Linked DNA regions of Mus musculus: region 2 is linked to region 1. Evidence: chromatin loops called from intact Hi-C (ENCODE). Cell type or tissue: heart. All regions are shown on one strand. Each heading gives the region's core, and the rest is flanking DNA. Links, peaks and the distances in the headings are about the cores only. Region 1 overlaps Pik3r1 (phosphoinositide-3-kinase regulatory subunit 1). Region 2 has its middle 33 kb from the start of Pik3r1.

Region 1 (8,000 bases), core at 1-8,000:
TTTGAAATCTCATAAGGAATCTTAAAGATTTCAGGGCAGCTCATTCACCCTTCTGGGCGCCGCTCTTAGGAACGGGACTCGATGACAGGAACAGTCCTGGTCCCAAAGCAGGCTCTCCTCACAGGCTGCCTGTCGCCCGCCACAGGAAGTCTCCAGCCTACATGTGGGTACTATTTCCCAAGCTCATTGTAAGATCTAAAACATGTGTTTCCCCTCGGCGTGTTCTATAGCTGAAGGTTACGGTTCCAGACAAGGACACCAAAGCCACTTCACCAAAGTCACTTTTAATGATAGTACATCACTGCAAATGGGCATACCAATGACATTATGGGTCACATAAATTTTAGCAAATGAATATAGAAATCGAACGCACTTAGGGAACTTCCCAATTTACACACTGGTATGTTACCAACAGAAATAGTCAAGTCTTCTGCCCTGCCATCTTCATCACAGGCATGCAACTGACAAAGCTCGCCAAACACAAGCAGGCGGAAGGAGAGGGCAGGCAGCAAAGGCAAGACAGCAAGCATGGGTCTCCACTACCATATCCCATGGAGCCTATGGCTGAGGTGTAGATCCCACGGGATACCTTACCACTTCAAACACCAGCTGTCTACCCCCCAGAAAGAAAAGTCAGCCACTGGCAGGAATACGTAGGAGACTAAGGAGGGCATGGCACCTCAAACACAGGTGCCTCCAGCTTAGCTCCAATCCTAAAGGACACTACTTGTCTGGCCGAACGGCCAGCATTCTGTTTCCCTCCATTAAGTTATGAGCTTTGATCAAGGCATCCAGGCCAGGACCAGGTCCTGGCACAGAATGAACACATAACACACAAGTCTGTGAAGAGGAGTTCCCAAGGAATTCTCTCCAGTTATCGTGGGAACGAGTGAAAGTCAGCGGTAGGAGATGGAGCCTTAAGTATTTGTTCCCTCACCCATAGTCCACCAACCCTGTTTTATGTGGGAATGTTTATAACTGTGAGAAAAAACGCTAGTGTTACCCTTCCCTCCCTGGCAGTTTTCATTTAAAGAGCCCTTGAAATACTTGGTAAGTGATGCCTATAAACACCTATTAAAATGCAGCTTTATAGGAGGTTAAATCATTTATAATGGAGTCCGGTAGTACAGGGTACCAGTTGCAACAGAATTCCTAGAAGGGCTTGCTGGATTAACCTACATCGTCTAGAGAAACAGTTTAGTTATGATGATGTCCAACAACCCAGTCCAGTATTATTTAAAAGTAAGGCTGAATTTAAAGACGTCAATACTGGATGTTTCAATTCTGGGTTTTATGACAGGGCCACTTTGTGCCAGAGCAGATAATCTATCCAGGCAGAATTTTAAAGCTCAGTATATCTGCCTTTATCCAAAAGGGAAAGACCAAGGAGGGGCACCACGATACAGATCTGGTGGATGAGAGGGGACAGCATTTTAAAAAGAAAGACATATCAGGTAATAGGAAAATGGAAACTTGACAGAGGGACCAAATGTTTCACGCGGACCTAATTCGATTCTTCTCAAACTCGAGGAACAAAAGCAACCAGAACAGGAAAATGACTTTGAGTTTTAACTAACGAGTAAGCATCTAGTCCTTTTCCTAAAGGAAGGGACAAAAATAGAAGTGAAAGAAAGGTATCATGACTGGTAAATGGGCAGGGCCTTTTCAGAAGGAAGTTACACAGCCTGACCTCAACAATACATCTCGGCTTGCCCACAGGAGATGCCCATGCCTCAACCATTTCCATGATGCTGCCCTTTCTCTTCTCCCCACTGCTCACATGACATTAAGCCATTCAGGGTGAGCCTAATACTGACCTGTATCAGAACACATAAACATGTCTCGCTTCCTTCAAAAACTCTGCTTTCTCTAGGCCCCACTCCAACCGTTCTCCTGCCGGCTTCTTGCTCGTATCATGCTCCACTCATTTCAATTCATCAATATGCTGCTTTGTAACAGTTTATATATTTGTTTCACACATATATAGGTGTACTATGTGAAAATGGAAGCAAATAACATATGGGTTTCCTGGTTTCTCTTGTACCGCCTCCTTCTTTAGCTGTCATCGTTCTTAGTTCACAGTGGAAGGCACAGGAATTAATTAACTGAACGTCAAATGCCTGAATCCAGGGTATCAAATGATTACTTGGGTAGTACACAGCATTTAAAAAAGCTTCACACTCCAAATATGAACAGGCAGGTAAGGAAGAAATAAAACCACAAGGTTAGACTGTGAGCCTTATTCATAGTTGGTTAGGATACTACCCAACACACACACATACATACACACATACACACACACATACACCACACACACACACACACACACACACACACACACGCACACACACATACACCACACACACACATACACACACCATGGTGAGGCATATTAAGTAAAGCACTAATGTATATACAATTTAGCTTTCAGGATTTATAAGATTATTTTCAGATATTAGGGATGAGAAGTCAATTTAAAATGATGTGTTATTAATAATAAAAATTGTTATACTGGTGCTTTCTAAGTTCAAGCTGTCCTATGTGTTTGTGTGTGTGTGTGTGTGTGTGTGTGTGTGTGTGTGTGTGGAGTGTGGAGTGGGTGAGTATGTGTGTGTGTCCACCCAAGACCAAAGGAACTCTTTCCCCTGTTTGCAGTTGCTTGAGAATTTTCCACGAACCACCTCCCTTTTTTTGTCAAATGCACCTTATGACATTATACAACTCTGGAGAGATGCCACTACTTAAACCTCTAAATAGTGCACATGGTCAAATTAACCAGATCCCAGCACCAAGAGCCACCAGTTGCCCGTTCTACAGAGCCTGTCTCATGTCAGCTGGGCAGGAAATACCAGATTCCAAAGGCTGGAATGAAAGAAAGCCCAAACCAACCACAGAGTTACAAAATCAGCCATCAATTTGTCTAATTAAAACTCCATTTAATATTTCATTAAAATGGAATTCTGGTGGTCTCAAGAAATATGCATTTAAAAGAGCTATGTAGCCACTTCTTAAATACCTATCATGACTTACAGAGACCGGCTACGGCCAATGATCCTGGGCTTAAGGTTCCTAAAGAATCATGCATTTTCATATATTTTAGCCAAGAACTTTACCAAAAGAACCTCTCCGTGACCATCGCACCACCTGGAGCGTGGGCCGAACTTTTCATTTTATTTCTCTCTTTGGCCAATAGATGGCAACCTCTATTGGGCAGGAGAATCAGATTCAGAGCAGGCAGGCAGGCATGTCCTCCCTCCCACCAAGACCCAGCACATTTTTTCTTTTTTTCCTTTTAAGCATTGAGCTATTTCATAATGAATTAGTGAGCAAGAAAACAAAATATTTTTAAGTTATTTTGCTATTGCAACTCTGACTTTGTAAAGGAAAATGGAGTTCTGAAAAACCAAAGGTTTTCCTCAAAGAGGAAATGGACACACTAAATGGACAAAGCAGAAGTGAACTGCAGCTCTGGGTATGGTTTTGCCAGTACTATGCCCTCTGAAGATACAGTATGGAGTCAACTAAACTCTGCCTAACAGATCCATGACCCTGGAATGGTTTATACCTAAGTGGCACAAACAGTTGGGCCTGATTGCCTATACTTATAATTCTAGCTCTAGAGAAGCTGAGGCAGGAGGATTATCATGAGTTTAGAGGTCAGCTTGGGTGTGTGTGTGTGTGTGTGTGTGTAAAGTATTAGTCTCCTAGGACTAAAGAAGAACAGTCTTGGAAAACAAAACAAGAAACAAACAGAAAACAGAACTAGATACTATTGAAGCAGGCAAAGGAAAACATGAGTAGAGACTCCTAATGAGCATCATTCAAGCAACAATGTTCCATGTTAAATGAAAACTCTGTGCTAAGAAACGAAACCATTCCAGGTTCCAGGGTGCCTGCGCCTGGGAAAGCACCGAGCTGTGGAGAAAAACGCATTTTGCCACAGAACACAGCTGGTCCTGTCTGCCTTCCACGGACGAGGAGGAGAACTCTCAGGTGAGGTAGAAGAGGCAGCTGGTCTAAACATGACAATTCTGCTGTCATTTCTCCCTCAAACACCGACAAAGAGAGCGTCGAAGCGTTTGCTATCTCCCATGATCTCCTGCTTTGTGCGTGGTTTCAGCTGTTTAACTTGGCCCTTGGCCTCTATTTCCTGTGGCCGGGCAATCTCAATTCCTTTCATTTTCGTCAGGTTCAAACATATCACTTAAGTCTAAGAAACACTGAGTGTGTGTGTGTGTGTGTGTGTGTGTGTGTGTGTGTGTTCAATGTGTCCTTTCTGTTTTGAGAATTATCATCAATGAGCCTTAGGTCCTGGGGTCTTCTGGGAGTGGAGGTGTGTCTGAGAGAGCTCCCACACAGCTCATTCCTGGCCATCGATCCCATTTTACAGATGAGAAAGCCAAGGCTATGTATGTTATGGTACCATCTTTAGGTCATGCAGCAAATACTTCACAGTGACTAAGACGGACTCTCAGCCAAGGATGCCACTGGAAGTTTTTAATGCCTGACTTATTTACAAGTTCACCATGTAACTGAGACCATAGTGCAATGGCTACCCCTTTGGCTGTACAATAGCAGAAACCAATCTTCATCCCAGGCACTTTACACCAGATTCAAGGGCGCACACATAATAAATGATGCAGAAGCCAAACAGTTTGTCTTTCTTTTTTTTTTTTTTTCCTCTAAAGTATATTTGTACAAATTCCCAAATGTCCCGAAAAACTGTTCCTACTGCTGACTGTGTCCGTTTTTACTCTAATTAAGAACTGTCAAAGACAACTGGGAATGGCCAATGTACTTGAGTAGTCTAAATTGCTTTGTTCTACAGATTCTCTTTGGCGAGAAAACGAGATGGGTAACAAGGATTGTTCTGTGCTATACATGGAGGATGTTGAGATGGGATCTTCCATCCCAGAGACAGCAGCTAGGTCTGAGAGTCAACCTGAGGCGCGCCACTTGGATGCCCGGTTTAATCCCGACAGGAACTGTGAGTGAGTTCCCCCTTCCATTCTGCCCCTTTTCGTAAGAGGCTGAGAGAGTTGCCTCTGTGGATTTCCCAGAAACTCTGTCAAACCCACGGGAGGGGCAACGCAACAACAGCATCTGACAGAGTTTTAAAGAGAACACAGCAGAAGTAAGCGCTGCTCTTTACCTCTGCTTCTAGTCACCTGTATTGATCAGAGCAACTCAAACGAGAACCTTTCTCCAGAAAGGACACTGATTGCTCTGCCACTATTACTGGAAAACGAAAAACATCAACAACAATAGGTCTCACCAGTTAACTCTCCAGAAACAGTTAGCCAGCTAATCAACACAACATTAATATATTTAGCATGAGTTATGATTGTGGTTAAAGCTAAAACGTCTTTTTGGTACCCACAAAAATTTAATTTATTACTTGACGTAAAATAAAATATGCAATTAGAAAAAAATTTTTTCCATGAAGCCCACTGAGTGTAGCTTAATATTTCTAATTAAAATAAATAAGCCCCAACGTCTTTAATTATGACCCATTTAGGTAAGACTTTCGACACATGCTTTCTGCTAAATCCTACTGAAAGAAAAAAAAAAAATTTCCATCACTCAGGCCTGTCTCCACGTAAATATACTCAATTGCTTCATGCTTCTGATTTTTTCTTCTACTAGGTATCCAGAAAAAGAAAACCTCGTTAAATCATTTCAATTTTAAAAGGTTTTAATATAAACAGAAAACTAAAAACACCACTCAGGATTTCAGCGTGCAGAACTTTTATTTGCCCTTGATAAGCACATATTGTCACTTTTATGTATCTGTCAAATCCACAGGAACGTAATCCCAACAGAGAATATAATGAATGTAGTCACAGAAAACTCCAAATTAATGATTTAATTTAAACTTCAGCTGTTTAATCTTTTCACTGTAAGAGACCAGAATATTTTATGCTTGATCCCAGAGGATTAGGTAGTGACCATAAAGAAAGGAAACTGGGGTTATGGGGTTACTCAATTGTCCATGAAGCCTAAGAAACCATTTTATTTGACGGCAGAGGGAGGTTGAGACAAGTTTTCTCTGTGTGACCCTGGCTGTCCTGGAACTCACTCTATAGAACAGGCTGGCCTCAAACTCAGAGAGTCATTTGCCTCTGCCTCCCCAGTGCTGGGATTAAGGGTGTGACCCACTAAGGTTCAACTAAGGAACCATTTTATACACTTTCAATTAAGCAGTCCTTTGTCGCTTGGGTCCACTCGATTGTGCAACAATTGGCAGGCTGTCCACTCTGGGTGCCAAGGATGATCAGCCTCTGATCCGAACAGCACCTGCTTTATGTGGAAGGCTGGGGCTGGGGCCAGCCTCGCAGCAAGGCGAGTTTTTGGTAGCGAGCATGCTGAACCAGTCTCTTCCACAACCTGTTGACAATGGCTTACACTTATTTTCTCCAGCAGTCATTTGGGAAAGATACAACTACTGGTGCAAACTCCTACTTAGCTAGGCTATTCCTGCCCTGTGCTGGAAACAGAAATCTATTTTTTAATATTTTATTTAATAGTTATACCTGCATATACATTGATCAAAGTCCACTCTTTCCTCGCCTCCACTACACTTCTCCCAACTTCATGTTGTTCTTTCTTTTTCTTTTTCTTTTTTTTAATTTCCCCCAAAATTTCTGCAGATGTGTGTTACACGTCCCATGAAGGCTGCAGCTCAAGAAAGCAGGGGCTCACACACCAGTCACCCACTGCAGCACTCAGAGCTTCCCAACCGTCCCTGCCCTCTTCTCACTGAAACTTCCCTTCAAGAATTTTGTAGGTTATGACCTCTATGGAGGGCTCTTCCCAGAACTGAATTTTCTCTGAGGAAAATCTTCTCATCTTCTGGGAGTTCATAGGACAGGGTGATTTTTTTTTTCTTAAACAGGAAATGAACAACAAAACTTTGCAAAGTTTTATATGTCTGATCGCAGCAGCAGAACAAATCTTGCCTTAATCGACATTCTCCTTCAGCAGTTAGAATCCAGTAGGTCTTACGTGCCTATCACTAAGGTTTAGAACTTAACAGTTCTCCCCATCCTGAGGCAGAAAGCAGCTTTCCCATAATACAGAAGAGCACAGGGTTCAAAATGGGTTTCCCTCCTTCATCTTGGCCCTTTGTGGAAACTGTGACAGTAGACCAGTGGGAATTCTGGCAGGAAGCAAGTCTCATCAGAGACTGACATTTTGTTTAGTTTACAAAAAAAAAAAAAAAAAAAAAAAAAAAGGAGGGGGAGAAAGAGGAGGAGGAAGAGGAAGAGGAGGAAGAAGAGGAGGAGGCAGCAGTATCGGCCTTTCTGTAGAAACTTGCAATTTCCATTATGTGGTGTCTGGAGAGGGAGGAAGGAGGAAGTCTTCTTTATCTATAAGCACTGTAATTTATGATGACTCGTGTGAAATATAAATGAAAAATGTGACCCTCTGAGGCAGAGGTCAACAAATTTTATTCCCACTTAGATCCAGTTTTCTCTGCCAAACCACTGGCTTTCCCTGGATAGGCATTCAACTGACCCAGACACTAAGGGCTGAGTCCATGGGTGACAAACACAGGAAGGACTTTCCACAGTGGGAAATGCTCAGCTGTGGCTTGGCTTTGTGGGTAAGCCTGGGCTCCGTGCACTTCCTACCTCAGAGGCGTGATGAGGAGCCTGACCCCAGTACTGGGGATACCCGATTCCTAAAAAGGAGGGAACAATGTATCCTGGAGCTATGGCATCTCAAAGCCCTCTACTCAGTCTCGTGGACCCAACGTGGGAAAACACTGGGATGCTTCAGAACAGAAGAGCGTTTGTTCCTTGCCCCAGTGTCCTCTGGAAACAGGACTTCAAAGATAAACATTACGTCCATTCATCTTCATGTCTTCACGGAACCACCCTGCACCTACAAACTTCACTTTTGCAAATTATGCCCAAGATGTGAACCCAACTTTGACCACTACGTTCTCTGAGCAAGACCCAACTGAAAGTCACATGAAAAACATTCACACCCTGACC
Region 2 (12,518 bases), core at 2,776-10,775, 65 kb after region 1:
AACCTGGCATCTTCTGTTGTACAGAGAAGAGCTTGCACAAATGCTCTTCCTGAGATGGCCACAGAGTGCCCACAATACATAAAACATCTTCCCCCTCAGACACCAGTTATCACTGCACGTATTTCTAGGGACAGAGATAAAGGAGGTATATTAGTTTCTTTTTTAGCATTGTGACAAAATGCCTGGCAAAGGCGACCTATGAAGGATGGGTTCATTCTGGCTCACAGTTAAAGGGTGCACTAGTCTACTGGGATCAGGAAATCAATGATGGCAGGAATGGGAGAAAGGTGTCCATTTGTAGTTATGAAGCAGACAGATAAGAGAAAGGTATCCATCTGTAGTCATAAAGTAGACAGATGAAAGGTTTTATCTGTTTTCCTTGGGGGGGGGGGTCATGAAATTTATTTATGCTATTCAAAAAGTTGGGATCTACAGGCCCCTCTCCTTCTTCTAGGAGTCTGGCATGAAAATTGTGAGCAGAGAATCTTAGAGCATTGGGGCTGATTTGGGGCAGGGAGAGACTCCCTGGAAGGGAGAAAGGCCTTTCCTGTTCTTTTTGTAGTGTATGTATGATTCTGGCTTCAGGAGGTCCACTGTCCTGTTTCTTTAGCCAAATTCCTTGTCACACAGGAACTGAGATTGACAAAATGGTGATCATGATGGGGCAATGCCAGCCCCAGCATCAGAGTCAGAAGAGTGGGTGCTACATTGTCTGGGACTGCAGCCCCTGGGGTGGCATAGTGCACAATTGGAGTGGTTCTTCCCTCCTCATTTAAATATCTTGGGACTGTCCCACAGACACACTGCCAATGTGTCTCCTAATTATTCTGAATGCATTCAAGATGACAGTAAAGATCAAACATACATGGGCTGCCCCATATAGTTACAGGCCCTAAATAGAAATGCTGTGGGCGCACAGCAAACAGGAAAAACTTTACATATACATGAGTACCAGATCAGAGTAAGTAGAGAGACATTTCTGTTACAATCATGGAGATTTATCTGAGATTTCTATCTGATTAGTCCTCTGTAGTGTGTGACCCCATCACCGTAAGTGTGATGGCTAATTGTATCAAAAGTAACTGTGTAAGAGATTTCCCAGATATCCAGCCAAACATATTTTGAGTATGAGGGTGTTTGTGGATGAAATTAATACTTGAATTAGTAGACGTGGTAATACATCGTTCTCTCTAACATGAGTGAGACTCAGGCAGATTGCAGAAGCTTAGAACATAGAGGTTGGCTACTACAGGAAAGATGGTTCCTTCCCTCTGGGTACCTAGAGCTGAAGCATTGCTTTGCCTTGTTTCTCGTCTTCAGGTTACCCTGGATCTCTGGTCTTACTGGCATTTGCCTAGAGCTACTCCAGCTGGCTTCTGGTTAAGCCAAGTCATTGGGACCCAGCTTGGTGACCCCTGCTTTCCTAAGGTTCTAGTATGCTGCTCATTGAGCTTTGTCAGCTTTTCATAACAATACTAGCAATTCCTTGCAGCAAATCTCTTTGCATCTTCACACACACACACACACACACACACACACACACACACACACACACACTATTCCGTTTCTCTGGAGAACCCTAGTGTTAAAAGGAGCTTAGAGAGGGATGTACCACATTAGTAAGTTCAGGAAGCCAAATGTTAATGAATTTCCCCCCTCCTAATGAGGACTTAGAGTATTTTAGATAAATACTGAGCATTGTGAATGTGAATCACTTAATTACAGCCACAGTACATGCAGAAGTAAAAGCCTTCTGCTCAGGAAAGCTAGACAAACCTTAAGCCAGAAAGCATTGCTCCTACCCTCCTGGTAGCCACTAGGAAGGCTCTTTAACAGTTCCATTCTTCTTTGCAAACCTGCATCTCCGTGATACAAAGGTGGCTACTGGGCTCGCTGCTTGTCTCATACCGAAAGGCCAAGATGATGACTTACATCACGGTCCCAAGTCATAGGCACTGCCTGAAACATAGTCTAACGTTCCTGGAACATTCTGTGACATCTCTACTTCCTCACAGCCTGTGTAGAAGTCACAGGAAGCCTTTCAGACTCTGCTTGGTCCCAGACAGATAGGCCACAAGATTCTCCTGAGAAACAAGAAGAAACGGCCAGGAAGTTAGTTTTTTTCAAGACTGCAGAGATCAATGCAGAGCCCCAGGGCCTCCTGGGGAGGCCTCTGGGACTTTTCTTTATCTTCCTAGAATAGACAGAAAGGTCAGAGAGAGAGAGGGAAAGGCTCCTGCTGCACTCAGCAGATTGACAGAAAGTCTTGCCCCATTCTTGTGTATAAGAATGATCTAAGCCACTGGAGTCTCTCTGAGTTTCAATAAAACCAAACTCTCAAACAATAACTGATAAAACAGAGCTTTCAGGTGGACCAGAAACAATGACTAGACCTTGGGCACCAATGGTCCTGTCTTTGCTACTTGGCTGTACAGCTTAACCTGCAACTGTGTCATTGGAGGGAAAAGAAGAAGAGCTGAATTAGATGACTGGCTCAGACTCAAACAACCTAAGGTATCCTGGTTATCTCTCTAGGGTGGTTTTATCAGCACAATAAACCTGACTGTTTGCTTTGAAGGGTGGGATTTTTTTTTGACTGTAGGCCTTTGATTCTGTTTTGTAGCACTTGGTACACAACAGCCCCGTACTAAGTTCTAGAAGCATAAAACGAACTCCCAAACGTGTGGGGTCTTGAAGATGATCTGTAGTCTAGTTTAAGAAACTAAGCACCAAATTGTTCTTCTTAAAGGACACAACAAAAGGAAACCCACCACAGCTTCAAAACATGCCTTCAAAGACCCCCTTCCTCTTCCCACTGGGAGGTGCCCCTGGCAGGGGCAACTGAGAGTGAAAGTCCTGCCTTACTCTCCTGCATATTCCAAGTAAGGTTACCCGCCACACAGGACATCTGGCTGCTCTTCAACACTATGCTGGAGTCAACAACAAAGAGACCATCAGTAGGGACTCCAAGCAGCCAGTGCATGCCTCATCTGGGGCAGGAGCCCAGGTACCATTGACTGTACCTGTAGGCGAGGTCCTGGGAGAGACCTGCCTACGGAGACCTTTTTAGATTCTCAACCATAAAGCTGAGAACAAAAATGAAAGCACAGGCCTAAGCTGCTGGTTTGGGGGTAATTAATTATGTATTAACAGTGACTATAGTGATGTCTTCACCAACATTATTCTTACAAGAACCAAGAATTAAAGATATAATGGTAACACATTATCACGAGATTTTTTTATGTGTACAGCCCACTCCAGAAATGATAAATATAGATTAGATAGATACATACAGATAGAAAATCATTCAGCTGTCCTAAAATTTCCAAACATAGAATTATGCCATGCTCTAAAACTTAAAAATGTAACTTTGAAACATGGTTTAAAGTTCTTCAAACCAGAAATGCACATGCGAGATATGAGTATTAGGAAAAAAAAATCATCTGACTTAATAATGTAAAAAGAAAAAAGCCCTTAAATTACAGTTACTTTTCTATTTTACACTATTGGTGTGCTCTCAGATGACTGGACATTTGTTTCTGTTAGAAAAAAAAAGTCACGCTGAGTCTTCTCTTACTCTAACCACACTGAGGCACATTCTGGTCTGGTGATCAGAGGAAAACTAACTTGAAGATAAGAACAGGCTTTCGCCTCCTACCCCCGTGCTCCATCCTGTGGCATGTGATTCTTCCATTATATGTTCATAAATCCATTCTGTCTTTTATTTTTTTAATCTTAACACAGGTATTTTTAATGTGATCAAGATTCAAAGACTCTAACTCAAGTGGAGGTGAACCCCTGACCCAGCCCCTTCTTAGAATGACAGCTTTAGCCGGGTGGGGGTGGGGCAGAAACAGGCAGATCTTGGAGTTCGAGGCTAGCTTGGTCTATAGAGTGAATTCCAGGACAGCCAGGACTACACAGTGAAACCCTGTCTTGAAACAATAACAAAACAAACTAAGTCATACAGCTGCATGACTGGACAGGCTGTCGTCTACTGATCTAGGTTCCAGTCACTGCAGACAATTTAAGGTCCTACCTGGGGACAGAACTAAGCTTGCCCCTTCATTTTGACTTCTTTATTTGAAGAGCTGGAATTATGTTTCTGCCTGACCTTAGGAGTCATTGGGTAGGTTTGCAAAGGAAGCAAAAGGTTTTAGGATGAAGAGTCTGAGAGTTAAATACCAAACTGTCTTTGCAAATATGTAAGCTTTCAAATTTAATTAAAATTAAATTTGCTTTCCAAAAAAATTAATTTAATAATTTGCATCCACTCTGGCTGCATTTGCCTTTGTCGCTTGTCTGCATTCCGCTTTCTGAACAGAGCATTCACACTGTGAGTGAGGAAATGTCTAGGGGTGAGTGTGTCTATGGGGCTGGGTAAGCTCAAACCTTGTGCAAGATCCTTGTGGGTTTGAAATCAGTTAATGGGAGTGGGGAAACACTTGTTTCATGACTGCCTGAAGTACAGGTGGATGTAAAATCCACATGAGAAAGAGAGAGGTGCCATTTAAATAGCAAGTTCATGCCATGCTTCTTTTACATGGTGGATCCACTCTGAATTGGAACATGTTGAAAATGTCTAAGTGTGTCCTTGGCAAAATCTTTTGGAAATTTCCCTATGACAGAAGAAGAAGAAGAAGGCATGTCTGCATCTAATAGTGTTAGTGCTGGGTCCCAACTTGGCTAGGAAGAAAGGACCCTTCAAGCTACAGTTATGTTTCTAAGCCAGCTGTGGAAGGAAAGTCTCCCTGTTGGCAAAGTCTCAGGCTTCTCCCTTTGCTCCAACGTTCTCTCTGGTGCGAGACCTTCCGATCGTCTTCCTGTGAATTGTGTGTCTTGTTTTCTGGTCTCCCATTCATTAGGCGTTCAATCCCCTCCATTCTTACAGCCTCGGTGCAGTTCTCACATGACTTGTGCACATCTCATCTTCCCATCAGACAGTGAGCCCCCCTACCCAGGGAGACCTCCAAGACTGCAGATTCTCTTCTCTTCCTTCACAGCCAGTACCAGCTCTAGGTGGACCAGGTGCTCCAAATGCACTGCCGGTGGTCCTCCTGCTTTGTCAATGTCCCTTCCGAGATCTGCCCCTTTGTGACTTTCACTGCATCCTTCTGCATTTCGACTCGAAAGCTCTTCACTGTGGAATAAAGACTCTGTCGGCTGGTGCAAGGTGCCAGCGGACAGCATATGCCTGTGTGAATTGAATCATTTCTCCAGCACTCTGGTTTCCAGCTTTGTCTCTCATTTGCATGGTGTGTCCCATGTTCGTTTCATTTCCCTTCGGATTACATATGCAGGTGAGAAGGTGTCATTTCACCGCTGTATCTGTACTTTCCAAATGCTGTGCGGAAACCCGCTATGATTCTGCAGTTATTCTGAAGACAGTGGTGTGTTTCCAGGGCAGATACATTTCCTGACGTTGATAGCTATGAGTAGTTCATTCTAGGTTTTAAGTCCAACCTGGTATAAGCAAACTCTATTCAGGAGGTTTTTTATTTTCTTGTGTGAAGCATAACTCTACTCATTATGAATTATTGTTTTAAGAATACTAATGGCATAGGGATTGGTCACCAGAAACCAGAAGAGCATGATACAAAGACGTTTCACTTAGGAAAGTTAACTTTTTTCCTTTTTCAGTGTATGTTTAAAGATTTAAAATAACTGCATAAAAATATAAGCACATCCTAACTTAACGGCGCAAACTTTAAAAAGAAAAGCTCTGTCACAGATTGTTGCTTGGAAAGGCAGAGTGCAAAGGGCCTTTTTTTCATTGCAATATTTTCAAGTGAAAACGTTCTAACTCACTAGCAGAGAGAGTGACTGCTGGATTTTAAAGGCATATATATGGTCACGCTTGGTGCTAGGGATGGATAAATGCTGCAGCTAGCTATCCATCAGCGAGCTTAGCCAGTGGGCCACACTTCCCATCCATCCTTCTCCCTTCCCCGCAGCCCTTTAAGAGAATCCCAGAATCCTTTCATTCATTCGCATCTGCTTTATTTCATACAGTGTGGGGATTCTCCTTTGGGAGACCTTACAAATCCCCGAACGTTTTACACATCCGCAAATAGAGTAAGGCTTCTCCAATACATTCCCTTCAATCCTACCAGGAACAAAATCCCACTGGTCTCCATAGCAGACATCTATCACACGCACACACACACACACACACACACACACACACACACACACACACACACACACACACACAACACACACACACACAGCAAGCCAAAGGCGATGCTATTTACTCAACTTCCTTCTGCGCGGCCAGTCAGGGAACAGGCTGCAGCATTCAGGATAAAGCCGGCCCTGGCCGGCCCTGGCAGCCCGAAAGCCACCCCATTGTGATTCAAGATTCGGGGTGTAAACAAATGCAGCGTTAACAATCAGCAGTTTGCATTTAATGCTTTATAGCCGTGACTGCGCTGGGAAGAACACAGTAGTGTCTTCTTCGCTGGAACTGCAGTCGGGGCTTTATTTAGTTTTTGGGCAAGCGGCACCGGCAGCTGCAGGCGCTCAATGGGCGCTTTCTAGTCGGCGTGGGCCGCGGGCGCGTTGCCGGGAGCCGAGGGTCCGCCGGGCGGGCGGCGGGGGCAGGAGGAAGCGGCCGCCGAGCCTGCATCCCGTCTCCGTGACAGGTGCTGAGGAACAAGAAGAGAAAGGAGCCCTCCTACCCGTCCCCTCCGCCCCCCCCCCCCCCAGCCTGGGGCTGGGATCTGACACTGTCTAACTGTCCTGGGTTATTGTTATTATTGTATTATTATTTATTTATTAATTATTGCATTCTTGTTTCAAGAACAGAGAGCATTGGCGAGCACAGATGTACCCTGTGGCGTGGCCTTTCTCTGCTTGGCCAGTGATGCCCTGACTTTGCTTAATGACCAAGACTTGCTTAGATACAAACCAGAGGCTGCTGTTGGCAGAGTGCCTTCTAGATGCTTCGTGTAGTTAAATTAGGAAACATGCCGAGGAAAGAGCTGCGAGCCATGTTTCCTGTGGACCAAAGGGGATTATCTTCTCCTGATTGGGAAAGATAACTGTGTTTATTATCAAACATCGTTTACCGAGAACTTTGAGGTGCCAGGCACTGAATTTGTACTCGTTCCCTCGGTAGGTACAGCCCTTCAAAGTTTGATTGTGGCCTTTATGTTCTTTCTCTTTTAAAAGAGAAAATAACGTTTCAGAGACGTTAATCGTCCAACTTTTTACACTGCTTATAAATGTTACAGAAAGAAACCCAATCTTAGTAGGAGTATAAAAGTAACAGTCACTTTGTACGGGAAAGCTCTTAGTTAATGCCATACAGAGCCCATATTGATGCTACTTAGATGGCTGTGGCCCTAGCAGGTGACCTACCATGGGAACGCAGACTAAATTTATGATTCAGATACAAGGCACTGATCACTCTTTTCATTACAGAGGATAGTACAATTCTGGAAAATTATGCGTGCGAAAAAACCTCCTTTTCCAGTAAATATTTCTCGGCCTGGGCTTGTGAGCTTGGATGAAATGCTCCACTGCTAATAGGCCATATGATCTTACAAAGTTTTGGAAAAGATTTTTTTCAACAACAATTTGATATTTAAAGAAAAATAAAATAGTACAAAGAGCTTTTATAAACTGTCTTCCTGGTCCCTTATTCCTAACATTGTCCTTAAGGTACATCAGTCATGTATGTTTGTTATAATTTAAAAATTAATATTGATATACTAACCAAAGGCAGACAATAGTTTATTAAGATTTCCTTAGGGTTTTGTTTGTCTTTATTGGTGGGTGGGCTGGTTTGTTTGAGATAGGGTCTCATTCTGTAGATTAGGCTAGCCTGGGACTCACTTAACAAACTCACTGGGCAACAGCCCAGGTTGGCTTTGAACTCTTGGCGATCCTGAATCTGTCTCCTAAATGCTGGGAATGTAGTTTTGAACCACAAGCTCCCTCTACCTGTGATTCCCATGATACATTTATTTCTTGTCTATTCTCGGCTGTACTGGCTCTAAGAGTTCTGAAAGCTTTCCAGTTTCAGTGACCTTGACAGTCTTAAGGAGCCCTGGTAACTGACTCGTTAGTGGTAAGAGGACGCCCCTACTGGGATTTGTCTAATTTCCTTTCTCTCTCTCTCTCTCTCTCTCTCTCTCTCTCTCTCTCTCTCTCTCTCTCTCTCTCTCTCTCTCTCCCTCTGTTCCTCCCTCCCTCTCTCCTTTCCTTCTCTCTCTCTCCCCCTCCCTCCCTCCCTTCTCTCTCTCTCTCTTTCTCTTTCTTTCACGATTAGAGCAGATGTAATAGATTTGGGGGAGGAGGACCACAGAGGTACAATGTCAGCTTTTCATTACAGGTCTGTTGACAGTTGAACATGATTTATGACTGTTGATGTTGACCATGACCTCCTGGCTGAAGAGCTGGTTAGGTTTCTCTCTAGCATCATTCTATCCTCACACTGTGGCCTTCTTAGTAGGGAGACACAGTCACTCTCACAATGGTCTTCCTGATCCCGGTGATTCATTTTTCTCAGAATAACTTATTTAATACCACTTATGCTCATCAGTCGTTGTTCCATCTCTACTTCAAGTCTTCAAGTTACAGTCAACAACATGTCACCTTTGAAAGCTCAGAGAGAGAGAGCATATGGCCCTTTGACAGATGGATTGTCAAAACCAGATGAAAGATATGTGTGTGTTATAATATATAAATATATATATAACATAATATATAACTAACCATGTGTGTGTGTGTGTGTGTTTATTCCACAAGTTCACACTAGTGCTTCCATACACATTGGAAAAGCCAGAGGCTAGCCTGTATGAAGCTAGGTGTCTGTGAAGGCTATGTGGAGTCCTTGCTCCATAAGAAACTTTGCAGTGATGCCTGAGACCCTGAGAAGACACATGCTGTTACCCTGCTTCCCCTGGCATGCCCCACCTCTATGCTCAACTCTCTGTTGCTAATCTAGGACTCCCAGCACAGGAGCCACTCTAGGCCACCCTGTCTTCTGGACATCCAGTTCTGAGAATCCCTTTCTCCCTCCCCAATCCTGTTGCAGCTCTAAAGTTCAAGGAACTCTTGGTGAAATTGGCCCTATCCTTCCACCTTCTGGGCAGGTGTACCAACCCTGTCCTGAGAGTAGCCAGAGTAGGCAATAACCGTAGAGCATGCTGGCCACCTTGATCCTCTGAATCTGTCTCCACCCAGGCACAGCAGGCACAGCAGGGTACCAGCTAAGCACAAAATTGGATGTGTGCATCCTGGGCTCTGCCTGCATCCTGAGGTTGTTCACAGATCGCTATGTCCTATTCTGGTTTGTTTTTTGTTTGTATTTTGTTTTTTGACCCTGCACACCCACACTCTTTTCTTTTTTCTTTTTGTCCTTATTAAAGAGATTGGTTCTAAGTGGATGTGTCTTCTACCCCTACCTCTTGGTTCAAATGGAAGCAGATTCGACCCCAGCCAGGCTGTCTCGTAAAGTCCTAGGAAGAATCTAGCACCCTTTCTTCCCTCTTAACTACTTGGTTTAAGGTTATCTCCATCCTGGAGGGCAGAACCTGGACATGGAAAAGGATCCAGGCTCCCCCCCTCTCCTCCTCTTGATCCCACAGCAGCAGAACCAAGGCAAACGCAGACACATCCCATTCTAGACTGACACCAGACCCTAACCTTAGAGAGCTTTGACCTTAGTGTAATATCAAATACTCTGAGAAGCAGATGCCATCCCTTAAGCCCTATTCATAAGTCACCACTGACTGAGTGCCTCAGATCCTTTTTAGTAGCAAATTCCTACAGTGGGAGGGAGGGTGGAGAAAGACAGGGAGATCCCCTTCCCTTCCCCGTTTTCTACCAGATGAGGAAAGAAGACCAATGGTCACACAAATTCAGTTGAAAATTGGGGGCCTTCATGTTATCTTCTCTGTTAATTTATGGCAAAGTAATTGAGAGTCTTATCTAGAGCAGATCACTGACAAACTGTAATTGAGATTCCACTGGAGGCCACCATAGTGGAAAAGACACTCAATGGGCACTCAAGATAGGGCTGGATGGGTAGAGAGCCATTATTGTACAGCACGAAGTGTGACTAGCTCAGCAGTACTTAAAATCAGTACTCATCATGATCCTGCTGCTGATCTATTTGATTTCTATACACGGCAGGTACTATTATTGCCTCATATTTAACCGGTTTAAAAAAGAAAAGCACCTTTAATGATGACATGATTCATCTCAGTAAGTAGCAGATCAACAGGGAACTTCGTTATCATTTTTCCAAAATGTCAACACTCAGTTGCTGTGGACCAACGAGATAGAGCCAAGACAGGGTCTCATTCTAGTTTACATCTTGCATCCAGCTCTGTGGCTTTAGAAATGGCCATCTAACCTCTTTGGCCTCATCTCTGTCTGCTGGTAAAGGAGATCAGAATAGACCCTGCTCCCGCACTGCAGAGATTCTGAGTAGAGCATATGGCCACAGCGTTTGTTCTGTGTACCTCTGCTTGTGCTAGTAATGTGAAGAGTGGCTTTTACCCCTGCAGCCTTCCCGTCTTCAGCCCAAGGGTTTTTGTGCTTGGGTTGGTCATTTCCTTATCTGCACCTTTGTTAGTCTCTGGCTTGGTGGTGATAACACTGATTTGGGCGCCTGCTTTTGAGATGCAAAGGGATGGGAGGGGCTGCCAGAGTCAGATGGAACTGAGAATGAAGCATAACTTTGGCCAGCTGAGTGGTTCTCTCTCAGCTTCAGCTTTCACTTTCACAAGGGTTAGAATAGGCCATCTGACCTTGTTGGACATCAGTGGGAGGAATGTCCCCTGGGCCTGAGGGGGTTCAATGCCCCAGTGTATGGGAATGCCAGGGCTGGAAGGTGGGAGTGGGTGGATGGGTGGGGTAGCACCCTTATAGAGGCAGGGGGAAGGAGGGATGGGATATGAGGCTTCCAAAGGGGAGACCTGGAAAGGGGATTACATTTGAAATGCAAATATAAAAAAGAAAATACCCAATAAAGGGAAAGAAAAGTGTGTGTGTGTGTGGGGGGGGGGGGGGGAAGAATAGGCCATCTGAAGGGTTTGTAGGGATTCACTAAATAGTATCTGTAAAGCATCAAGGATGGTCAGTCTTTCATACACAGTGGCTGGTCAACCTGCCTCAGTTACAGCTCTGTTTTCTGTCACCCTCCCCTCCTAACAGGCCATGTGGAATCCATACCTTCCTCTTTTCCTGACTCTGAAGCAGACATTGGTCAGGCTGAAGGCCTCATTTTCCTGTAAGTAGACACTCCTCAGCAACGATCTCTGCTTTTAGTATGGAGACATAGAGGCCATCAGATGTAAAGCCTTGAAAGTCCAACCTAAATAGATTTTAAAAGAAACTTACCAGTTCATAGCACTAAAAAAATCAATAGAATGTTTGATTGACTTCACCGGAGGATGACAGCGAGGGAGCCATCAACACTGTAGCATAGGAGGTGGTCCATCCATCTCTGTTCTGGTCTAAGCCTATTGGACTAATGCTTGAATCCCATCAAGGTCACCCACTGGTTGCCACTGGATCCTGGAAGGAGCCAAGCACTTTCTCAGTGTCACTCAGAGAGGCAGAAAGAATATCTTTGTTACCCTTGCCCTCCATAGAGCACATGTCCTCTCTTGAATCAATTATACTCTATCTGGGCAAGGTGCTGGTTTATACTCTATCTGGGGAAGGTACTGGTTTTGTAGGCAAAGTCATGTACTTTCAGGGTGTGTAGAAGATCTATTTCTTGGATCCTCAAACAGAGTGCAGCTGTTTTGAGAGGAGGAAGGTTGATCAATAAATTCCTGGTGGATGCCTGAGGGACCTGACCAGGCTGTGGAGTCACTGGAGCTAAGTCTTGTGGGTGGCTTCCTTACAGAGAACAGCACTCAAATCTTGCTTCTGTTTCCTTAGAAGCTCTACCTCATCTCCTCAAGGCTTTGGAGTCCAATTCCTTTAAATCTGTTGATGCCTGTATCATTCCTGTCTTAGTTAGGGTTTTACAACTGTGAACAGATACCATGACCAAGGCAACTCTTCTAAGGACAACATTTAATTGGGCTGGCTTACAGGTTCAGAGGTTCAGTCCATTATCATCAAGGCTGAAACATGGCAGCATCCAGGCAGGCACGCTGCTGGAAGAGCTGAGAGTTCTACATCTTCATCTGATGGCTACTAGTGAAAGACTGATTTCCAGGCAGCTAGGTGTGGGTCTTAAGCCCACACCCACAGTGACAAACCTACTCCAACAAGGCCATACCTACTCCTACAGGGCCACACCCTCTAGTAGTGCCACTCTCTGGGCTGAACATATATACAAACCATCACAATCCCAACAAATGCCTCTTTTAAAGGCTCAAAACAGGATCCATTTTATTAAATCACAATTCCAGGGTAGTTGGGTATAGCTCGGCCATCGTGTGTTGTGTGAAGTTAGTTGAAGGAATACTCCTATGGGCTCCATTGGTTCTGAGTGTCCAAAACTGTCTTAGTTTTATATTTCCATGTGGATACTACATTGCTGAGGG

What was found. A loop is a pair of places that touch in the nucleus more often than their neighbours do. Peaks named below come from ENCODE experiments on the same cell type or tissue, not always from the same donor. Only the 100,000 strongest peaks of a DNase experiment are listed, where the experiment ranks them.
Region 2: it touches region 1 in a loop (2.3-fold over the local background); 2 of 42 quality-filtered maps call a loop at or near these places.

Annotation. Positions count from the first base shown.
Region 1 is chr13:101,732,712-101,740,711 of GRCm38, forward strand. The region is part of intron 2 of Pik3r1 (phosphoinositide-3-kinase regulatory subunit 1); the gene reads right to left. Among named protein-coding and RNA genes, the nearest start is that of Pik3r1, 32 kb to the right of the region's middle. In heart, for the core only: a CTCF peak has its summit at 3,194 (motif pointing right); DNase peaks (open chromatin) are centred at 3,180, 6,260 and 7,600.
Region 2 is chr13:101,795,134-101,807,651 of GRCm38, forward strand. No RefSeq gene overlaps it. Among named protein-coding and RNA genes, the nearest start is that of Pik3r1, 33 kb to the left of the region's middle. In heart, for the core only: no CTCF peak of the experiment used is centred there; DNase peaks (open chromatin) are centred at 6,418 and 6,898; H3K4me3 peaks cover 1,291 bases; H3K27ac peaks cover 1,185 bases; H3K27me3 peaks cover 1,122 bases.